Linked DNA regions of Homo sapiens: all the other regions are linked to region 4. A link is a contact called in ENCODE Hi-C or POLR2A ChIA-PET data. All regions are on one chromosome and are shown on one strand. Each heading gives the region's core, a stretch centred on a gene start or an enhancer-like site at or near the end of the contact. The rest is flanking DNA. Distances are from core to core; before and after follow the strand shown. Region 1 holds the start of KCNC4 (potassium voltage-gated channel subfamily C member 4). Region 2 overlaps VAV3 (vav guanine nucleotide exchange factor 3). Region 3 holds the start of RBM15 (RNA binding motif protein 15). Region 4 holds the start of TMEM167B (transmembrane protein 167B).

Region 1 (3,125 bases), core at 365-2,864, 1.1 Mb before region 4:
CAGGGTTCCACGTCGGTCTCGTCGATGCCCCAGAAGGTGAGCTCCTCTTCGAAGAGCGGCCCGCACACGTCCGCGGGGCAGTGCAGCTTGCCGGTGCGGTAGTAGTTGAGCACGTAGGCGAAGACGCCCGGGTGCCTGTCGAAGAAGAACTCGCAGCCCCCGCCGCCGCTGCTGCCGCTGCTACCCACACCGCCGCCATCGGTCTCGGGCCGGCCCCCGCCGTCGGGGTCGGCCAGCCAGGCGAGGCGGGTTCCCGGTAGGGTGCGCAGGGTGCTGCGGTAGGTCTCATGTCGCGTGCCGCCCACGTTGATGATGATCTTCTCCGACGCCTCGCCCTTGGCCATCTCCTCCTTCAGACATGTTTTGGACGGAGGCTTGTTCCCCGACTTGCGCCCGCGGTAGGAGGAGACACACACCGAGCTGATCATAAGAAGCGCTGCGGGGCTCCGGCTTGGGGCGGCCGCTGCCCTCCAAACACCCTTCCCGAGGAGGCAGCGTCAGACGGGGGAGGGGGAGGAGACGAAGAGGAGGCAGGAGGCGGTGGCGGCCCCCTCTGCGGCTTGGGCTTGCCCCTGCCTATCCCCCTAGGACGCGGAGCGGGAGGAGTTGGATTTCTCCGGTACACAGGTGGTTGGGGTTAGGGCAGGAAGCTCCGGAGAGAGGGAGGCGCAGAGAGGGAGGACCCGGGGAAGTAGAAGCAAGCACACACGCGGTCCCCCGCTACGACGGGACACACAAACGCTCTGGGCCGGGGACACGCCCCCGCCTTCACCCCGACCAAAGACGAGGAAGCGCACAGTCCACGCGCACCGCGAAGGTCCGGGGCGCTCGCGCTCACACGGGCCACCCTCCGGCTCCAAGACCGCACCAAGCCCCGGAATAGCCGGCTTCCCCGCAGCGGCGGCAGCGCAGCAGCAACAAGTCCTCCGAGCGGCTGCCGGGGCCAGGCCGACACTCTCACGGCAGCCGGAGCTCCGTGGGCCCGGGCTGCTTGCGGTCAACACGAGGCGGCGGCGGCGGCATGTGGCCTCTTCCCCCCATTCATAAATCCAGCGCCGGGCGAGGAAGGCAGGCGGGGCAGAGCAGAGAGCGGCGGCCGGGCGGGCGGGGGCTGCGCAGGGCGAGGCGGCAGCTGGAAAACAAGCGCGCCCGCAGGAGCGAGCCTCGGGTCCTGCGTCCGCGGCTGGGAGCTGCGCCGGACCGGGCGCAGCGCTGCGGGGGCCGCGCTGGGGCGGGGGTGCCTCAGACGGGGCGTCCTGCGCGGCGCCGAGCCTGGGGGGCGGGGCCGCTCTGGGGAGCCGGGCTCTGGGCACTGGCGAAGGTGTACCGGGGGCGGCGGCCGAGCGGCCAAGGACACCTGCAGGCTTCCCGGGCCGCGCGGAGAGGGAGCCTCAGCGCAACGCCCCGGCGCCTGGTTCCTGCGATCTGGCGGCGCTGGGAGCCACGCCATCTACGCGTCTGCCCATCTCCGGGCGGGGCGCCGGCCTTGGCTCGCGCGCGGCAGGGGGCGGGCGCGAGGTGGCATAGGGGAGGGGGCGCCTCGGCGCCGGTGGGCTGGGGCCCTAGGGGCTCATGGTCTCCCTCCGGCGCTGGCAGCGGCCGCCACGCCCCAGTGGCGCCTTTTCCTCCGGGGCCCCGCCTCGCCCAGACGCGCCCTTCGCGGGGCGGGGTGGGCGGGGCGCGGCGCAGCGCGGGGCCGATCCGACTCACTGCAGGCCCTGGCGACCGAGCGCAGTCTTCCTCCCCGGAGCCGAGCCCCAACCAAGCGCGTCACCTCCTCGCCGCCAGTGCCCAGCCCAGCGCGCCGCCCCTGCGCGCTTCCGCCGGCAACCCCTCCCGCCCCCCTCAGCCCTGCTCCGCGCCTCCCCCGGGCCCGCAGCTCCTCCCACCGCAGCCCGCTGACACCGAAGCGCTCTCGACCCCTGACCTCTAACCTCCGCCCGGCTCTTCTTGCTTCGTCCCTCGCCCCCTCCCCGCCAAGCTGGTCGCACTGTTGCCGTTTCACTGCGGCTGACGGAAGGCCAAGGAAGAAAGAGGGTAGAGACGCTGTCGCGAGGATCAGGCTGCCCTCTCCTTTCCCAGGGACCGTGTTGGGGCCTTCTGACCACCCCGCCCCGCATCCTGCGCCTCGGAGGCCCAACGTAGCCCAAGACACCCATGGTCTTGATGCTCTCCGCCTCTGTCCCAGCCACCAAAGTCCCCGCGATGGAATGGAGGACGGGGTGGCCTTGGGCAGAGAAGCGCTTCTTGTGCCGGATGGAAGGAAACCGTAGCTCTGGCTGTGTTCATCGCGAAATGTTTTATGGATGTGGAGTGGGTGGGTGGCCCTGAAAAGTCATTAGTTAAAGCCTTTGCTCGTCATTGCTCTGGGGTCCACATAGGAAATGCCCGTGTCCTGCCTCATGACCCCTTCCTGTTTCTACTCTTATTCTACCCATTACAATTTGACTTTGCCTGTGTATATGTCTCCTCTCCCCTCCCTAACCCTGAGCTCCTGCAGGCGGCATTGTGCTTTTTCATCTTGATAGCTCCCACAGTGCCTGCCTCTGAGAACCTGTTTGCTAAGTGATTGAGAAGCTGCCATACCCAAAACGTAGGCACCAACAGGACTTTACTGGCCCTATCCCAAGAGCAATTTCCAGATTCATTTGTTTTTGTTAAGTCCAGAACCTATTTTACATCTTCATATTAATCCCCATTGGGTTTTTTTTTCTTTTTTACAGCTTCAGGCAGCCTCCATGCCTGTCTGGATGATGTAAAGAGATCTTGAGGCAGAAATGAAAGGTGAATGACACACCTGCCCTGGACACCTGTGCACCTTCCCAGTTCCAGATCAGGCAGTACCTAGCTCAACTGAGAAAAACAAGACAAGGGCCTATGTGTGTCTCAGGAAAGGTTAAAAGCTCAGTGCCAATGCAAGGGATTTTTACAAGCAAAAGTCTCATTATTAATGAGGCCAGAAAACCAAAATGACAATGATCTTTGATGATCTGTACTGACACGCAGGGGAGGTGAGTTAATCAGAAACACACATTTACTGGCACCCCCTTTGTGCCCAGTCCCTGCTCCTCGAAACTGATGTTTGTATTTCAGAGTTTAGCTGTCTTTGAGTTTGCTGCAGTGAA
Region 2 (3,043 bases), core at 47-2,546, 1.2 Mb after region 4:
CATGTTAGTGTACTACATTCTAAAATTTTTCTTAAATTGGGGCCTACCTATAGTGTATAGATATTAATGCAGTCATTATATTGTGTTAATAATTGGGACTACAAGCCTTAACCAGAGTCTTAGAATTTTATGAATTTTAATTTATAATTTTATTTTAAGGGTGCCACTAGAAACCTTGTGATTAACTTTAAGGGCTTTTTGGCTGTAATGACTGTAATTAGGATAATTATGCATACTTTCTTTAGCATTGTGTCAACATGATAGTGAGGGCATAAACAGCCAAGAAGCAGTTATAGGTATTCCCTGCTCATTTTGCATTCATCACACATTCATTGAATGTTTTGTACTTATCTCAAATAGTAGAGGATACCAATGGTGTAAGTTTAAGAATTACATGGTTCTTGTCCTCCAGAAACCATGGAGTCCAGCAGGAAGGAAATGACATACTGGTATTTGGCAGGCAGAGATGGAAGTTTGGTTTGAAGAAAACCTTTTGTGCTGATGTTACAGCTGCTGCAGTCACTAGCCACATTCATTGTGCAAAGGCTGGAGGATTCCACAGTCAGCATGGAAGGGACCAATTAGTCATGCGTGGGTTTCATCCTTGCCTCTATAAGAAGTAACATCTCAATAGTCATGGTGGTGTTTTGAATTTAAATAATCACACATTATTTCTTGGTATGTTTTTCAGATCGCCAAATATTGTGGTTTTGTGTCACATGTGCATTATTTGTTAAAACAGGATTATGGTGTGAATGATGGAGCTGTTTTTTTGGGGTGGCGGTGGAGGGTGTTATGTTTAGACTGTCACTCTTGCTAGGCATCCTTTGCCTGACTGTGTGTAAGGTGTGGCAATCTCAGTAGTCACATTGGCCCTCCCATTTCCCGTAGTCTTTGGAAATCTGACCGGCAGCATTGAGAAGTAAGTAAAAGGGGTGCCCTCTCAGATGTCCCTTCCTTTTAAGGAATGATGTGTATCAAATCACAAGATCGGTCGGGGAAGGAGCAGCGTGACACAGGTGTATCTTTTCTGTGGTTTGCGATGAGGCATAAGTGCATAAATTCCAACCAGGAAAGGAAGTGCAGGGAATTCTACTCTCAGGACATCCTTATGGTCCTGACAACTTCTTTGGCAATGTCAGCAGCCCTTGGCATTTTGTCATGCATTCTTCTCCAACTTGAAATTCAGGCTTAGTGCATGCAGTATGCCACAGTCAGGCTTGTGGCTACTCCAGGAGGGGAGCTGTGACTCATTCTTGAGTCACTTGGCCAGCTTTGGTTTCAATTAAGCAAATGAATGAAAACAATTAAAAACAGAAGTTGCCGACTAAGGCTAATAAAAGGGCAGCAGTAATTTTTGTCTACTGTCACTGTTGTTTCTCTAGATTGTCATATCTTTAAAAACTCGGTAAGACAAATCTGTTAGTGTTTGATTTTAGATTTCTTGTTTATAATCTAAAAATCAGACCCAGAATCTGATTTACCTTTTTGGTTCTAATCTAGTTATATTGTAATTCTAACACTATGCACAACTAATTTATATATTAAATATAGAATTTTTCATTGGCTAAATGCACTTTCCTCAAATTTGTAAGAGGTTTTCCACTATTCAAAAGTGTTACATGTTGCATTAAGTCATTGTTGATTATTCAAATTATTTTCAGATTTATTTTCCAAGTACTAAAAAAAATTGTGGGTGTATTTTCAGGATGTTTTATCTATCAATTCATATTTTTGAGCCCCTCCTCTCCCTTCTCAATTCACATTTTAAAAATTATTAGTTCATCAAATCTAGGAACTGTAATAATGTCCTACGTTTACTTTTCTCCCCAAATCATAAAATTTCAGTAAAGTTTCCAAAAGGGGCATAAATGTGTCCTCATCTCTCACACACTGAAAAGCAAAATTCTTCAACTGATGGGGTATTTTCACCTCTTTGATGTCTGTGTGCCTCTGTCATCGGTGTAGTTCAGAGCCTTATCTCCCTTCCATTAGACCATCACCTGATATACCATGGTTTCTTTCATCTCCTTGTCATTGTAATAGGAACACCTTTCCCTTTGCTGGTTAACTCCTATTTCTCTGCAAAATACAGCATAGGTAATGGCCTTGGTTGGCCTGTCTGTTTTTGGTGCCTCTCCTGTGTGCCTCCCTAGCACTTCCCCTTTGTCATGGTGCACACCACTGCACCCTATTGTCCCTTTGCCTCTGCCTACCTTGCTGTGAACTTATTCAGGTCACGGATGGTTTCTTACTCATTTCTGTAACTGCAATGAGTAAGTGAGTGAATGAAATGTTCATCCTCATTCTGATGGGGAAACTTATTTCTAATTTTAGGGACTGAGGACCAAATTTGTGTATTTGTCAGACCTGGCTTTTCATTTTCTCCAACCACTGAACATTTCAGTGCTCGTAACACTGTAGGAGAGAGTAGACCCTGTGGTCTCTGTGCAGTAGGTGCTGCTGCTCCTTTCTTCCTGGAGAATTATATATTTACTTCTTTGATATACCTTATCACTGTGAATTTTATTTGCTGACTGGCAGTGTAAACTCTGGCTTTCTAGAGGTTTATCTTAGGAAGAACTCAATATTTATTCACTTGAATGAAATCAAATAACATTTGGCTTAATTGCTTTAAAATGAAGGAATAATTAGAAGCAACTGCTTTGCTTTGGAGAACTGTAGGAAACTGTAATCTTACAGCTGTAATTGCCCCCAAATGGAGAAGACCTTAGGAATTTATGTTGAAAGTAGAACACTGCCAATTGTTCTCATTGGCAAATTGGCTGATATGAATGTTTGCCAACCGGAAACTTGCCCCATCAGTTCGCGTAATCTGTGGGAGGTGAATATATTTTATGAAGAAAAGTGATAGAGGGAAATTAGAGGCTATTGTTACTAGTGTGTGATGGGTTCATGTACTACCAACTCTTCTCCTCAAAGCTGCAGATAGCCTGGTCGTGCAAGAATTTGTTTCTTGTAGCACGTCTCCTCTCATTTGCCTCGCTGTGCCGCTATATTTTGTTTAGCATGTGCTTTTCTC
Region 3 (3,025 bases), core at 81-2,580, 1.2 Mb before region 4:
ATTGCTAATTTGGCCCGGTGAGACATATCTAAGTTCTCAAATTTGAGAAAGCCGTAAGTACTAGTCTGGCCGCGAGAAGGCCTCTTGATATCTACTTCTGTGATGACTCCAAAGCGATCAAACGCCCTTCTTAAATCACTCTCCGTTACAGTGATGTCTAGGTTGCCCAAGAAGAGCGTCCGGTTAGCTCGCTGATCATCCTCGGGTGAAATCTCATCCACTTCTCTGAAAGGAGCAGCACCTGCTCCAGCTCCCACCCTTGGCTCAAGACTGTATGCAGGGCGCACTCTCTCATAGAACGGGTAGTCTCTTTCTCTCTCCAGGTCTCGAGGCAATGGTGGCGGAGGTGGAGGGGGCAGGCGGCCAAGAGCCAACTGCTGCAGCCGGTAGTCTCTGTATCCCAAAGCAGCGCCACCAGGGGAAAGTGATCTCTGGCCTCCACCACCTCCAGGGGGGTGCCGGTGACCACCTACAGAGGCCCCGACCACACTGGCTGATGGAGGATAAGTATCTTTGTCTAAAGGGGAGCGGCTGCGGCGCCGGCTCACATACACAGCTTCTATCTTCAGAGGCCGGTCATAGAGCACCAGGCGGCCTCTGGCATGCTTGGCCGCCCGCGCGTCCTCTGGCCGCCGGAAGTTCACAAAGGCTACCCGCTCATCCCCGCTGCCAGAACCCGACAGATGACTGATTTTCACACTTACATCACCGAAGCGTTTGAACTCATGAAACAGGCCGTCCTCCACCGCTTCGTCACTAAGCTGGGACCCCAACTCGCTTATCTTCAGAGTCTTGTATTCCGCGCCGTCCCCGCCGCCGGGAGCTGAGGAGGCGGCCCCAGAGGAACGTGACTCCCCGCCTCCACCCCGGGAGCTGCTGCGCGATTCGCCCCCGCCCGAAGAATTTTTGGTGCTCGGGGAGCTATAACTATGCAAGCGGCTACTGGAGCTGCCCCCACCGGTATCATACTCGCGGCTGCCACCTCGACTGCTGGACTTGTCCAGGTGGAGACTCCGCCGCGACCCACCGCCGCTATCGGTCTTTCCGCTGCTGCTCCCATTGCTGCCACCAGAGCCCCCTAACTTCTTGCTCCGCTCACCGCGGGAAGTCGAGTCCTCACCACCACGGGAGCGTTTGGCCTTCACTGGCGAGCGCTCTTTTCCCTTCATTGTTGCGGGTCGTCGGAGGTCGTCTCCGCGGAGCTGAGTAACCCGCCGCCCCGCGCTCGTTTCACACAGCGGAACCGCACGCCGCCATCTTGGACTCCGCCGCGGCACAGGGTCCCGCCCCGCAGTCCTCATTGGCCAATTGCTCTCTCTTCTACAGTCTCATTGGGAAAATTATTTGTCTATCTTTACATCTCCCCGCGCTCCAGGAAGGCGCCCGCCCAACCACTGTTATTGGGTTCCCAACCCCCTAGTCGGAGTACCTCATTGGTTACATTTGTTGTCTATCTTAACGGTTCCTCGCGCCAGACTGTAGCTCCGCCCCTCGCACTCTGCGGTCACGTGACCCAAAGTGTTGAGGTGTTGATTGGACAAAAAGTCTGCCCTGTAACGGTACTTCTTGCTCAGTGACAGCAGCAACCCACCTCCTTATCCCTTTCATTGGCTTATAAACCCGTCCTTTAAACCACTATTTGGGAGGTCGGGCCATCAGTTTCGGCGTTTTTTCCAGAGAGGCAGGCTCACAGCGATATCGCGAGAGACGGTAAGCTCCCTCTTTCGACCCCCTTTTTCCAACTCCTCCGGCGGCTAAAAGAAGTTTAAATCTGATTGGATGTCGGCAAGGAAGTTGATAGGCTGAAATAACTGTCCATCACTCGCTTAAAGGGGTAGGCCTGTATAACGGAGGAGGCTGACTGAAGGTGAAAGACTAGAACACGTGCTTGCTGTGCGACGTCACTTAGATGTCGCGAGAGGGTGACTGTGCGCCAGCCCCGCCTCCCCGCGTTTTCGGCGTTCTCCCCACAAACATTTGTTAAGTTCCGTGGGGTGTTTGGCTGTGCTTCGGCCCTTGGAGTTCGAAACTTCTGAGCTCCCCGCCGTCGTACCTGTGCCGGCCAAGGGGCGGGGCAGGCTTTCCGGCTGTCGGGGCCCTCCAGTCCCTCAGGAAGCCGTCCTGGGACGCCTAGCGGACACCATTTTACGTCGCTGTGGTAGCTGAGTGAACAGCCGGGGGGAGCCCCGCCCCCCGCGCGCGGGAGAGCGCCGCCCGCGGTCACCTGGGCCCGCGGGGCAGAGAGTTCACGGTTCCTGCAGCCTCGGGTCATGCTGACGCCCCCGGGCGGTGCTAACACGTAACACGCGGGACCTCGAGAGCTAAGAAGCAGGGCGACTAAGACGCAGCCCTCGCCCAGGAGCCCGTCTCTCCCGCGAGCTACCCGTTCCCGCCCAAGTACTCCGGGTAACCGAGGGGAGTGACCGTCGCTCCCCGCCTCGTGGCCCGCGGGCGGAGCCGGAACTGTCGGGACACCGCGGACGTGTCTTTGGGCGGCATGTTTTATGTTGCGAATCTGTGTGGATTTTTAAATTCTGTATTCCCCTAAAATAGCAGTGTTTTTAATATGTAATGCTTCTACCCTGAAAATCACCAAGCGAAATTTAGGCTCCATGCAGATATGTCACTTGTTTTTCCCCCTGTGGCTTCTTGTATCCCTTGGCACTCTTATTGTGTGTTAAAAGCCAGCAGCACAGGCACCTTGCGGCCGCTCCAGATCCACCTCGTTTGGCTCCTTCAGTCGTTCGCCGTACAACTTTCCTTTCCATAGTGCGTTACTGTGGCGGACAGAGCACCTGTGAGAGGTGCAGGCGATGCCGAGCTTAGGGGGGTATGGCCTGTGCCCCAGCACTCGCCGGTTGCTGGAGGGACGCAGCGCTGAGGTCACCACAGCCTTTAGACTGTCTGCAGCCCTCCCAGGTTCGCGCCGGGGCGGAGGTTATGAGGATTCTTGTATTGATCCGGTCCTCAACCCTATTTCCCAAGATCCAATCTATAGTAGAGGGTGTGAGGTGTTTTTAAACGT
Region 4 (3,213 bases), core at 650-3,149:
GAGTTCGAGGCTGCAATGAACTACGATCATGCCACTGCACTGTAGCCTGAGCAACAGAGTGAGACCCCAACTCAAAAAAAAATTTTTTTTTTTACATCCCCTTTACTAAAATGTCACTGGTCCTTCCCCTCACCTTTCAAGAAGTAGAAATCCTGGGCAGAAATTAGCATCCCAGGAATGACTAGTGTTGGCAATAGATTGAGACATATGAATCCTTAGAGACTCAGCACAGAGAATTTAACATGTTCTTGTTATAAATCACTCATATGATAAAGGAGAGCTAGATATGTAGCCAAAACTGTCAGATGTGCAACTGTTGGTGAAGAATATGTTAAGGCAAAAAATTAAGCTTAATGAAAGTTGCAAGAGTAAGAATCCACATGACTACAATTTTCCTATCATTATCTTACACTTTATGGATGATACTCTTAACAAACCGAATTTCTGCCAGAATAATAACAGATTTTTCTAAAACAAAGAAAAAGTATCTAAGGCTTCAACATAGAAAGCTTTAACTTCTTAGCTCTGTTTCTTAAATACATAAACCAAGCTTATTTCTTGTACAGGGAAGCACAATGAATCACCTAATTGCAAAAAACAAGAAGATATTGGACCACAAAATGGGGGAAGAATGACTAAAATTTATTCAGCAACTACCGTGTCAAACTGCTGTCTTACTTCCTGGTTCAGATTCTGTCTTCCTCTGGGTAAATTCCCTTTTCTTACTGTGCCTAGTATCCTGAGACCTCTGACTTCCCAGGAAGCTCCAAATGAATATTATATATAACCAGTGTCTGCCAGTTCTAGATCACACTACCTCTCTTCCTCCAGTAAAACTGTCTCACAGCTAAGCTGTCACTAAGAAAGGGTCCAGCAAATTAATACATACACTAAGGTTTTCTGAGGAACTATACCTTCACGTGCTACCCCTTTTCTCTCATAAGTTTCTGCAGACAATGCCAAAATTCACAAGGAGGTTAAATTCGAGTCTTCAGTGCCAGGTCTATGGACAAAGTACTTTTGAGAAATGCTTTCCGGAGCCCCTCAAATCATCGTAATGCCTAAAAGGCTTTCTCTTCTCCTTTCCTGTAAGGTTGACACTAAAAATCATGAAGGCCCTCCTTCCTGTCCTCCTCTGGAATTCAGAATTCATAAAGTGTTTGAAGAGGCCTGGAAAATTAGGTCAGATAAACTGCCTCATCATCTAGAAGAGGCAGTGTCTAAATCCACCCTTTGCAACACTAGTCAGGGTCTCCACGTGGGATCACCCCGCCAGGACTTTAAAATCAGAAATCTTTCCGGTATTTTTCCGTAAGAAGAAGCTTTTGTGGGGTCTACATTCACCAGCAACCCCAAAAGTGTGGGACTTGATATTCTATGTCATTTATTGGCCCTCTCAACAAAACTACGGTCCGAAAGCATGAGAACGCAGGGAGCTGGGAGGAGGAGCCTCTCTCTTCCCCGGGTTTAAATAGCAGTAGTACCTCTGGGACTGACCTCTCCAAGGGCCAGAAAGAACTAAGAAAAAGAAAAGGGAAAGCAAAGCATAGGGATAGATAACTCGAGGTGTGAGCATAAGAGGCACTGGGGGTCCTAGATGAATATGGGAAGGGGGAACCCGTAGAGGAGTATAGGGGTACAGAAGTTAGGGGCGTCGAGAGGCCAAGGGGGGCCGGGCTGGGAGGGGGCGGGGAGAACGGCCACGTCAGTCCCGGCCCCGCCCGCCACGTTTTCCCTTCGTCCTTCACTCCCACCCTCCGCTCAGGGCATCAGTTCTCACCGTTCGTCATGGCGGCTGGCCCTGGACCTGGGTAGGGGGTCCGGGTTCAGTGGTAATAGCGGCGGAGATGGGGGAGCGCCCGCTTGACACTTCCCGATCCGGGCCGAGGTGACTGGAAGAAGCCGTAGTACGCAGGAGCAAGGGCCGAGAGGCGAGCGCCGAACGCTATCAGGAGTGGCTAGCCGATTGTCGAGCTCGGGAAACTGCGTGTTTACGTAGGGTAAGAAGAACGCTATCTCGAAGGCTTCGTACTTGGCCGTGGTAACTAAGTCTTTTCTGCGTGCCCCTGCGGGCGTAGGGCTGGGGCTGGCCCGCGTCAGTGTGTTTGAAAAGGTAAAGGCTTGTAGTTTTGTAGTTTATTTTGCGCCGTGGCGGCTGCTGTGTGTAAGCAGCAGCCTACCTATGAGGTTTTCATCGTCCTGGGCTTCCACTTGAGAGAACTCCAGCACCGCGGGTGAAGAAGCCGCACCTGCGGCCTCCGTGACTGCCCTTGAGCTGCTCTTCCTTACTCCGGATGGAAATCTAGTCAGACTGCGTCTGAACGTTGCAAATGAAATGAGGAACCTTGTAACAAAAACAAGTCGCGGCCGGGCGCGGTGGTTCACGCCTGTAATCCCAGCACTTTGGGAGGCCGAGCCAGGCGGATCACCTGAGGTCGGAGTTCGAGACCAGCCTGACCAACAAGGAGAAACCCCGTCTCTACTAAACATACAAAATTAGCCGGGCGCGGTGGCTCATGCCTGTAATCTAAGCACTTTAGGAGGCCGAGGCAGGCGGATCACCTGAGATCGTAGTTCGAGACCAGCCTGACCAACATGGAGAAACCCCGTCTCTACTACAAATACAAAATTAGCCGGGCATGGTGGCTCATGCCTGTAATGTAATCCCAGCTACTCGGGAGGCCGAGGCAGGAGAATCGCTTGAACCTGGGAGGCGGAGGTTGCGGTGAGCCGAGATCGCGCCATTGCACTCCAGCCTGGGCAACAAGAGCGGAAACTCCGTCTCAAAAACAACAACAACAACAACAACAACAACAAAAACCAAGTCGCATCTTTCAGATCCTAAAGCACCACGTCGTCGGAAAACATTCAAAGGGTTGCCCGTTTGCTTGTGTGAATTTTTCTTTTCCTTAAACTATCAGGAGAATCTCGATTCTCCTGCATTTAATTAATGCTGGGATCACTTCAGCCACTTTAACCAGAAATCGGCGATATCTAGACACCGCTTCTCTGAGGACACTTTGACAACGTGACAAAAGACATTGCCAGTCTAATGATGGGGGTGGGGTGGAGGAGACAAAAGTACAGATTCAGATTTGCATACTGAAATCCTTAATTGCACACAACTCGGCCCGCTTTATTAGAGTTCGGGCGGAAGTGCGACACCGAGTCCTCCAAGGCTAACTGGAGGGTTAAATTATACGGTTACTAATC

The links. Hi-C counts contacts between places; a loop is a spot of excess contacts on that map. ChIA-PET counts read pairs that join two places held with the same protein, here RNA polymerase II (POLR2A). Pooled maps may share reads with other maps.
Region 1: a pooled map shows a loop between it and region 4 (4-fold over the local background). The contact joins the promoter of KCNC4 here to the promoter of TMEM167B in region 4. A Hi-C loop is called at or near these places in 4 of 50 pooled maps. POLR2A ChIA-PET finds 5 or more read pairs at or near these places in 3 of 52 experiments (CD4-positive, alpha-beta T cell, CD8-positive, alpha-beta T cell and activated CD4-positive, alpha-beta T cell).
Region 2: a loop to region 4 is called in a pooled map, with 2.3 times the contacts of the local background. The contact joins the enhancer-like site here to the promoter of TMEM167B in region 4. A Hi-C loop is called at or near these places in 2 of 50 pooled maps. POLR2A ChIA-PET finds 5 or more read pairs at or near these places in 3 of 52 experiments (B cell, GM12878 and activated CD4-positive, alpha-beta T cell).
Region 3: a pooled map shows a loop between it and region 4 (13-fold over the local background). The contact joins the promoter of RBM15 here to the promoter of TMEM167B in region 4. A Hi-C loop is called at or near these places in 1 of 168 maps with a recorded cell type or tissue (naive thymus-derived CD4-positive, alpha-beta T cell), 2 of 37 single-sample maps with no recorded cell type and 9 of 50 pooled maps. POLR2A ChIA-PET finds 5 or more read pairs at or near these places in 1 of 52 experiments (CD4-positive, alpha-beta T cell).

The regions. Positions count from the first base shown.
Region 1 is chr1:110,208,803-110,211,927 of GRCh38, reverse strand. It overlaps KCNC4 (potassium voltage-gated channel subfamily C member 4), which reads right to left and starts at 1,614. Exons shown (of 4, transcript NM_001039574.3): 1 at 1-1,614. The coding sequence starts at 428. It overlaps KCNC4-DT (KCNC4 divergent transcript), which reads left to right and starts at 1,941. Exons shown (of 2, transcript NR_046546.1): 1 at 1,941-2,317; 2 at 2,724-3,125. RefSeq lists an enhancer at 1-17 and a silencer at 1,255-1,934.
Region 2 is chr1:107,934,829-107,937,871 of GRCh38, reverse strand. The region is part of intron 1 of VAV3 (vav guanine nucleotide exchange factor 3); the gene reads left to right. Among named protein-coding and RNA genes, the nearest start is that of VAV3-AS1, 28 kb to the left of the region's middle. RefSeq lists an enhancer at 1,060-1,596. Within about 2 kb of position 1,296, at least 15 of the 41 ENCODE cell types and tissues checked have a DNase peak (open chromatin) inside an H3K27ac peak, as active enhancers do; they include B cell and GM12878, where a contact is called at or near this core.
Region 3 is chr1:110,337,682-110,340,706 of GRCh38, reverse strand. RBM15 (RNA binding motif protein 15) reads right to left here and starts at 1,330. Exons shown (of 3, transcript NM_022768.5): 1 at 1-1,330. The coding sequence starts at 1,301. LOC124904276 reads right to left here. Exons shown (of 1, transcript XM_047437983.1): 1 at 1,704-3,025. The coding sequence starts at 2,272. The coding sequence ends at 1,766. It overlaps RBM15-AS1 (RBM15 antisense RNA 1), which reads left to right and starts at 1,536. Exons shown (of 4, transcript NR_036595.1): 1 at 1,536-1,710. RefSeq lists enhancers at 342-791, 163-901, 872-991, 1,022-1,321, 2,462-2,651 and a silencer at 2,092-2,361.
Region 4 is chr1:109,089,450-109,092,662 of GRCh38, reverse strand. TMEM167B (transmembrane protein 167B) reads right to left here and starts at 1,899. Exons shown (of 3, transcript NM_020141.4): 1 at 1,781-1,899. The coding sequence starts at 1,790. It also overlaps the pseudogene NDUFB3P1. RefSeq lists an enhancer at 2,066-2,265.